Regions from separate parts of the Homo sapiens genome. Here all the other regions are linked to region 2. Evidence: chromatin contacts called from ENCODE Hi-C or POLR2A ChIA-PET data. All regions are on one chromosome and are shown on one strand. The core of a region is the stretch at or near the end of the contact, and the rest is flanking DNA. Distances in the headings are between cores, read along the strand shown. Region 1 overlaps PARM1 (prostate androgen-regulated mucin-like protein 1). Region 2 holds the start of PARM1-AS1 (PARM1 antisense RNA 1). Region 3 holds the start of PARM1 (prostate androgen-regulated mucin-like protein 1).

Region 1 (2,700 bases), core at 34-2,533, 35 kb before region 2:
AAGATGAGTTCATGTCCTTTGTAGGGACATGGATGAAGCTGGAAACCATCATTCTCAGCAAACTATCACGAAGAAAGAAAACCAAACTCCACATGTTCTCACTCATAGGTGGGAATTGAACAATCAGAACACTTGGACAAGGGATGGGGAACATCACACACCGGGGCCTGCCGTAGGGTGGGGGGAGGGGGGACGGATAGCATTAGGAGATATACCTAATGTAAATGACAAGTTAATGGGTGCAGCACACCAACATGGCACATGTATACATATGTAACAAACCTGCAAGTTGTGCACATGTACCCTACAACTTAAAGTATAATAAAAAAAAATTAAAAAGTCATGCCTCCATACACCTTCCCACCCAAAACACAGCCACTTTTCTTTGAAGAAAATAATTAGTATTAGTATTTCCTTGAGAAGATATGATGAAGAAACTGAACCCATTACTTTCTCAGTTAGAGGTGAATGAGCATTGTTTCAAAACACAGTGACATTGCCAGAGATGGTGTGTCCTGCTGGGGCAGTGACAGGCCCACAGACATGAAAGGGACAGATTCAGGGAAGGGCATCTCTTAGACTTAGCCCATGTGTGCAGCCTAAAAGCCTGATAACCAGTTCAATCTGGAATTCCTCCTTGTAAGTTTACAGATAGCAGTGGTTCCTGAAGTCTGGTCAGGTTCAAGCTTTTTTGCTGCAAGAATAGCTGACGGATTGTTTCTCTGAAGAAAACCAGATTCTTGGTTGGATAGAAAACTATATGTTTCCACGTGTATTGTCCTCTATGGGGAGACCACTATTATAGTTTACATCCATTTGATATTTAAAAGAGCTAGTGTTTGGCTTGGTCCTCAGTTTCTAGACCTGCTAGGAGGGATGTGGGGGGCTGATTGTTGGGACATGCAGGTGAGTTCTTATGGTGCTGAGAGGAGGTAGAGGCATTGTAGCGTAGAGAGTCTGCCTTCTGTGCCTCCTGACCTGACTGGGTGTCAGGAATATGGGCAGTGAGTGCCCTGAACTCTGTCACCTTTTCCTGGATTCCATGAGCAACAACCTGGGCCAGTGGCAGAGTTGCAGACAGCCTGATTTTCTGTGTTGCTCACCTATTCTTTTTTTCTGTCCCTGGCCATGTCTTTCCCTGCTCTCAGCTTGTCAAGCACGTGAGAAAACATGTGGCAAAGCTTTGGCAAACTTGGTGAAACTTGATCAAAATGCAGTCAAGCCCTTTCCTGCTGCTGCCAAGTCAGCCGGGAGCATTGCTTGTGGTCGCCTGGCAGAGGCCACACAGCTGCTGAAGGTCTGTGTGCTGAGTAATTGCTACCAGTTTCTCCACCTGTTACGGCCACCATCGTGAACTGCTGAAAAGGCCAGTGGGACTGTTTAACACATATATTAACAAGTGTACTGAGCGCTTTACATACATCATCTTATTTAATTGAAATATAACCTCTGTGAGGTAGGCACCATTGTTATCTCGGTTTCACAGATGATAAGACAGAAGCTCAGAAAAGTTCAGTAATTTCCCTAAGGTCACACTGCTAGCACACGGTACAGCTGAAGCTTGAATGCAACACTGTTTAACTTTTAACCACCAGCTTTTTAATGATTCTATAGTATTGAATTGGGAAATGCAAAGGTGTTTTTGAAGTTTGGGCTCCATGTCTCCTTGGAGGCAGTTGGTAACCAGTTTGCTTCTATCTTTTCTAGTACATTCCCTAGTGTGGGCAACTAAGTGACTTTTTAAAAGTTATTAGACTGTATGAACCCTTCCCCTTCCCTTTAATCTGATCACAGGATTCCTACTGTCTTTGGGATAAAACCTGAGCTCCTTGGCACAAGACATGCCACCTTTCACAGTCTCTCCAGTTTACCCCTCATGAGCAGTGCGGTCTTGTCAGTCTGAATCCCTGTAAGCTCCTGGAGTATCCCATGGCCATCTGCCTCCCTGCCTTTGCACTGCTGCTCTTTCTACCCTGACTCTGCTCTCCATGTCTACCCTCTTGCCATCCCAGTTCTGAGAAATCCAGAGCCTTACCTTCTCTATGAAATATTCTGCAACTTGATAGACACTTCCTCCTGTGTGCAGCCACCTCACTTCACACAGACTCTAATGACAGCACACATCATGTTGAGCCATAGTCTTTCTCCAGGCTTGTACCCCTTCAGGCTAGGAGCCCTGATAATAAAAACTAAACTTGTTCTTTGTGTCTTAGTGCCTGGCACAGAGAAAGTGCTCAATAAATATTCATTGAGTAGAAACATGGATTTTCTACCCTTTGAAAACAGAAATGTTCTCTAGCTTATATGCTGAGTCATGATAGCAGAAATGTGTCCTCCCTGTGATTTGTCTGCAAGCTCCATGAAAATGACCTGTTAACACAAAATTGTGGATGGGCCTCCAGACAGACTTTTGTTATATTTGTTTGCTTGTTTTTACTTTGGAGACTGCAGGGATTTCCTTTCTTTATGCATGATCTAGACCAAGGTCACCAGCTTTTGGTGACCACCTATCAGCTGGGGCAAACACAGGCTAGTTTTAACATCTTTACATTGAATGAATTGAATTTCAGCAGGTATTTAAGAGAGAGAGAGAGAGAGAATGTTAAAATGATAATTATTTATTTACATTTCAAAGCTAGGTTTCAGTGTGTTTTAGGTTGAGCCACTGTTAGGGACCTACAAAAGTTTCGCACCTACACA
Region 2 (2,700 bases), core at 115-2,614:
AATTCAGCAAAGCAAGACTCAGAATCTCAGAGAGGAAGGAGATCTGAGGACTTGCCTCACCCTCATGCTTTATTTTCAGATAAACAAAGTCAGCTCAGAAACAAAAACATGACTGTATTTCATCAAATCTAAAAAGTGTCAACTATCAGACACTTGTTATTTTATGTAGTCTTAAGAGTGACACAAAATGCTGTTAATAAAATAGGATATGCCATTGATTGTGAAACACATCTCATTTTTAAAGTGGTAAAAGCAAAAACAAAAGCTTAAAAAAAAATCTGATATGATTTGGCTGTATCCCCACTCAAAACTCATCTTGAATTATAACTCCCATAATCCCCATGTGTCGTGAGAGGGACCAGGTGAGAGGTAATTGAATCACAGGGTCAGGTTTTTCCCGTGCTGTTCTCATGAGAGTGAATAAATCTCACAAGATCTCATGGTTTAATAAAGGGCAGCTCCCCTGTACACACTCTCTTGCTTACCATCATGTAGGACATGCCTTTGCTCCTTCGCCTTCTGCCATGATTGTGAGGCCTCCCTAGCCATGTGGAACTGTGAGTCCATTAAACCTCTTTTTCTTTATAAATACCCAGTCTTGGATATGTCTTTATTTGCCCTGTGAGAACAGACTAATACAGTGTCTTAGAAGGGGTATCTTGATGAAACATAGTAAGCAACTTGCCTCCAAATGCTCACTTCTCAGTCCTTAGGTCTCCTGTTGTTCCCCACTATGCTCATGCAGCTTCATTTCCAATGAGAAACCTAAAATCCAGGAGTGAGGAAACTATCTCAAAGTCACTGAGTGAAGAAGGAGCAGAGCCAGGACTCATACTAGGCCCCTGATTCCTTTGTGCTGGCTCCCACAACTCTATATTGCCTCTCACTCTAAGGTATTTATCTCTTGCTCTGGAAAACAGAGCTAAATTAGTCAGAGAACATTTGCCTCCTGATTAGGTTTAGCTTATGATAACATAAAAATTAAATTGCTGCCCTGAACACATGCAGGCAGGCTGGAAGCAGCCTGGGTAGACATTTACCAGGGTAAGAGAGGGTCTCTGGATTTGAAACATGCTCGGTAAAATCTATAAAGCAGGCAATCCATGTGCCAGGCAATTGAATAGCTATTTATCACAGTTAGATTAGATGTTTTACTCAATCTAGACTTACTGGAATATGGGAGAGAGGCTGAGAATAATTTTATTTTCTCACAGACCTGGCCCTTCCCTCTGCCACACAGCTAGAGCACTGGGATTTCTCCACAACATCTGTGCCACTGCTTAAATGATGGAAGTTTGCCATGTCTGTAACTAAGAGCCTGGCGGCTGACATGTGAGCCGTCCAGCCTCACATGGTCCACAACCCCCTCAAACTTGAAAAGAAGGACAGAGCCACACAAGAGGACAGCTCCTTCTGCAGTGCCTCCTCTGGCCTGACTGGTGAGGTACAAGTTAGGCATGGAAGAGAATTATCTGGAATGTCTTATCTGGCTGGTGCCCCAGGAAACCTGAGATACTGTATACCTCCTGTTCACATACTAACACTTCTAAATTTAGCTTAGGGAGGTGTGGCCTCTAATTCTTCATATGAAGATAAGCTTCCTTTAACTCAGTGTTTCAACCTCTGCATCGTGACTAGATGACATGTGAGTGGAGATACTGACCGCCCCCTGCCCCGCCTTCATCCCTAGGCTGGTCATCTGGCTGTGAACCGCTGTGATTTTTAAATCTGCCAGTGACTTAGACAATAACAAAAGGTTGCATCCAGACTAACTTGGCCCATGTTAAGAACCCTGGGAGCTCAGCCCACAGATCTCAAGATGAGAGTGCAGTGCGCTATCAATTTCTACAATCTCAAAAACAGTGAAAAACAAAACCCCTATTGCTCCTTGGCTACTTTATTCTTATCTGCTGGGTGATAGCTGATAGTAAGGTGTTGAGAGCACCCAGAAGAGAAGGAACAGCCCAGCTGTCCATGGTGGGAGAGGAACAAAGACACCTGCCTTCTCACGAGGTATTTAGTTTCATTGCAACACTACTCAGTCTTTTAACTTTTATTTTCTCTGCCTCCCCTGCCTGATGAAGAAAGGAGACAGCCTCAGAGCTATGCCTCCAGACGCATCATTCCTCTTGCAACACTGACTGTTTTCACAGCAAGATGGGCCCTTTAGCTCTCCTCATGAAATGTGAGGCTGTGTGCCCTCTCTGCCTTCCTCTGACTACAGAGGACCACTGGGTGAGTTTGGAAGGCAAGACACATGTCCTAGCACTGGATACAATGGAGTGGTAACTACATTCAGATTTGCTTGTCTGCAACTTGGGTGATACAACATTCTGAGTGCTGTACTATATTTTCTGGCATTTAAGTCCCTTCTTACATGTTAAAATAGAAATTTGGGTTCATGCTTTCCCTCTAAGTGCCTACAAACCCTCTTTAAACTGCTTAACACAGCCACAAAAGGGCCTTAGACAGCCGCCCCCTCAACACAACGACAAGGGACCCATGAGCTTGGCTCTCTCTGGGTACTTCTGTAAGTGAGAAAGAGTAGGGGATGTCGGCTGCCCTTCCGCACCCTCTCCCTCATTGCCAGGAGAAGCCCTGTATACACACCATCACCTACCTTCACAGTATCCACCTGCAAGGAGAGAGAAGCAGCCAAAACTTGGTTTACCATGTGCTTGTATTTAGTCCATTCTGGTT
Region 3 (2,700 bases), core at 40-2,539, 37 kb after region 2:
AACTCAGAGGGAGGATATACAGACTAAAGCACGAGTAGAATCGGTTTGCGCTATGTGACTTTGGGTCACATTTAAACTGAAAATGCCAGTGGCCGCGCAGTCGGGCTACTTTTCCCAGCAGCACCATATCCACAGCCAGTTGTCCCTTTTCGGGAGACGTTTTCTGGAAAAAATAGGTACCTGAACTCTAGATTCAAAGCGTCTTTCTGAATCTCTCCCCGGTCCCCGCCAAGCCGAGCTCAGTCATCTGGCTCCCCTCTTCCCCATCCCCGCTGCCAGAGGTCGTCGCCGTCTGTGGTCCCGAAACCCGAGAGTGGCTCCTACGAAGCCTTTCAGAGGTGGTGCAGGGGGAGGGGAGAGGATGCTAGTTTAGCCAAGTTAATAGTTTCTTCTATGGGATACGTTTTTGGGGAGTTCTGGGGCAGAAGGTAGCCTTGCTACCCCCAGTGACGATTGCGAGCCTGACCAAGGCCGGGCCGCTGCTGTTAGTGCCACATCATCCTAAGCATAACTAGGAAGGGACGCCGGAGATCAGAGACCGCCAAGACTCGAGAAAGCAAACCAGCCCCGCCAGGCGCGCAGCCGCTGCTGAAGCCTTCCCAGATGCGAACCTCCCACCCCCACTTCCCCGGCTTTTTCATCCCTTCCAGGGCCCAACGGCAACAAGAAGTCTGGTCCCGTACTTTGGCAGAGTGCGCTCCGAAACCCTGGTGAAGAAAGAGAAGCCTTGAGGCGCAGTCCGTGTTGCCCACTCTGGGTTCGAACACGCAGCTAAGACAGCCACCTGTTCTACAAAGCTGGAGTTTGTGCGGGCGCGGGCTGCGGCAGGAAGGACCCCATCGTCCCCTCCCTCAGTACGGTTCGGGACCGCCAAAGGTGCACGTCACCCCAAATCTAAGTGCGCACACACCTGCGCACTCACCCGGAGGCGCGCGGCGACTCACTGCCGGATCTCCTAGCTTCAGCCCCGACCACGCGCTAGCTACTGGGGCCCACCCCGCGACCTGCCCTTCCGGGAGGATGGCGCCAATTACCTGCAGTTAAGATGCAAAGAGCGAAGAGAGTCTTGTAGACCATGGTAGCCTGGTATTTGGTGCCCAGCCCGGGGCGGGCGGCAAGGAGTTTGCGGACTGACAGAGCGCACTGGGCGCTGGTAGCGACTCCTCTGCCGGGTGGGCTGCGGTGGGAGCCGGGAGGCGCGAACAGCTCCAGTGGAGGGCGCGAGGCAAACGAGGCGAACGCAGCGCAGCTCCGTCAGCTGCGTGCCCTCCGGTGCTCCGCGCTCTTCTGCTCCATCCCAGCCGCCCGAGCCCGGGGCCGCCTCCGCCTCCGCCGCCGCCGCCGCGCCTGCCGCTGCCAAACCCCTCCCACCCGGGCCCCGCGGCGATGACTGGGCCACCCCCTGGCCTTCCTTCTCTCAGCCCTCAGGTCCCGAGAGCCCCGGCCCAGAGCGGCCTCTGCTGGACAGTCAAGACACGAGACCCTGGGTTCAGCAAATGTTTGCAGCGCCTTGCACTGTGCTGGGAACTAGGGATGCAAAGAAATGTGAGCACATCTCTGCCCTTAGGAATCTAGCTCAGCTTTTCCTACATGAGCTTACAGCCTTTAAAAAGGTGACCTTATGCCATTTTAGGAGTTCCCTCGGAGAACCGGCACATGTTCCAAGAATGAGGACCTTCTTCATTTGTCAAAACACTTCTGCGTGTACATCATTAAACCCTCATCCACATTAAACCCGGCTGAGCTTCCTGGGGCCCGAACCAGGATGTCTGCCGCTGCATTCAGCTTCTTACTAGAAGAAAATACTGTCGGGGGGATAACTAAGCCAGACACCCTACTAGGCGTTGTTTCATGAATCCTTCTAAGAATTATTATTATTCCATTTTACAGGTGAGAAAATGAAGGCACAGAGAAGACAATGTTCTCAAGGTCGCATAACTGGTAAGAATAGTTTGTGCACTAGGCCCATAATAAAGGCTGACGTTTCCTGAGTGATTGCTATGTGCTAGGCACTGGACAACGTGCTGTTCAGGAATCAACCAAGTCATTTAGTTCTCACAACAATCCTTGGAGATTATATCCTCGTTTTCAGGGGAGAAAGTAGAAGCACAGAGAAGTTTAACTTGCCCGAGTTCACACAACTCGCAAGTAATGATAAGATGCCTGCCCAGGCACCCCGCTCAGCCTCTGTACTCTACTCCCTCTCAAGAGCCCAAAGCTTCTCCAAAGCCTACAGATTAGAACTGACCTTTCATTCAGTTCCCTCCCTGCTCTTGCTACACTTTAGGCTTGCTTAATTCTCACACTTCGATCAAAGCAGATGCCAGGTTCTCTCCCAATTCTGTTATTAATGAACCTATTGGTCCCCTAGTCACTAGAGCTGGGGCACTGCAGGAGTTAACAAGCCTTTGTAAAGAAATGATTTGCGTGGAAGGCAGCTTTCTTTTTTCTGTAATATCTTCTTCATATGCCATGGGCTCTGTTCTCACTTCTTTCTCACATACCAGAAGCTGACTCTAGGAGTCCTGAGCACCTTATCTATGGTCAATTCCTCTGCCTGACTCTATCACACTACCACTTGTAGATTTTGCTCACACTTCCACAACCAGATTAAATTTGGATCATATTTTTTTCTCTTTGTTTTGGTAAATCTAGTAATTTCTGTTGGAATGAGAAACAAAAAATACTCAGACCAAGTGC

What was found. A loop is a pair of places that touch in the nucleus more often than their neighbours do. ChIA-PET counts read pairs that join two places held with the same protein, here RNA polymerase II (POLR2A). Pooled maps may share reads with other maps.
Region 1: a map of gastrocnemius medialis shows a loop between it and region 2 (9-fold over the local background). The contact joins the enhancer-like site here to the promoter of PARM1-AS1 in region 2. A Hi-C loop is called at or near these places in 5 of 168 maps with a recorded cell type or tissue (Right ventricle myocardium inferior, cardiac septum, colonic mucosa and 2 more), 8 of 37 single-sample maps with no recorded cell type and 10 of 50 pooled maps. POLR2A ChIA-PET finds 5 or more read pairs at or near these places in 1 of 52 experiments (activated CD4-positive, alpha-beta T cell).
Region 3: a map of gastrocnemius medialis shows a loop between it and region 2 (5-fold over the local background). The contact joins the promoter of PARM1 here to the promoter of PARM1-AS1 in region 2. A Hi-C loop is called at or near these places in 10 of 168 maps with a recorded cell type or tissue (GM12878, Right ventricle myocardium inferior, aorta and 6 more), 8 of 37 single-sample maps with no recorded cell type and 19 of 50 pooled maps. POLR2A ChIA-PET finds 5 or more read pairs at or near these places in 1 of 52 experiments (activated naive CD4-positive, alpha-beta T cell).

The regions. Positions count from the first base shown.
Region 1 is chr4:75,003,779-75,006,478 of GRCh38, reverse strand. The region is part of intron 1 of PARM1 (prostate androgen-regulated mucin-like protein 1); the gene reads right to left. Among named protein-coding and RNA genes, the nearest start is that of PARM1-AS1, 35 kb to the right of the region's middle. Within about 2 kb of position 1,283, at least 6 of the 41 ENCODE cell types and tissues checked have a DNase peak (open chromatin) inside an H3K27ac peak, as active enhancers do; they include gastrocnemius medialis and psoas muscle, where a contact is called at or near this core.
Region 2 is chr4:74,969,026-74,971,725 of GRCh38, reverse strand. PARM1-AS1 (PARM1 antisense RNA 1) reads left to right here and starts at 1,364. Exons shown (of 4, transcript NR_121617.1): 1 at 1,364-1,439; 2 at 2,085-2,235. All of the region lies in intron 1 of PARM1 (prostate androgen-regulated mucin-like protein 1), which reads right to left.
Region 3 is chr4:74,931,705-74,934,404 of GRCh38, reverse strand. It overlaps PARM1 (prostate androgen-regulated mucin-like protein 1), which reads right to left and starts at 1,289. Exons shown (of 4, transcript NM_015393.4): 1 at 1,035-1,289. The coding sequence starts at 1,077. RefSeq lists an enhancer at 356-405 and silencers at 516-565, 1,146-1,455.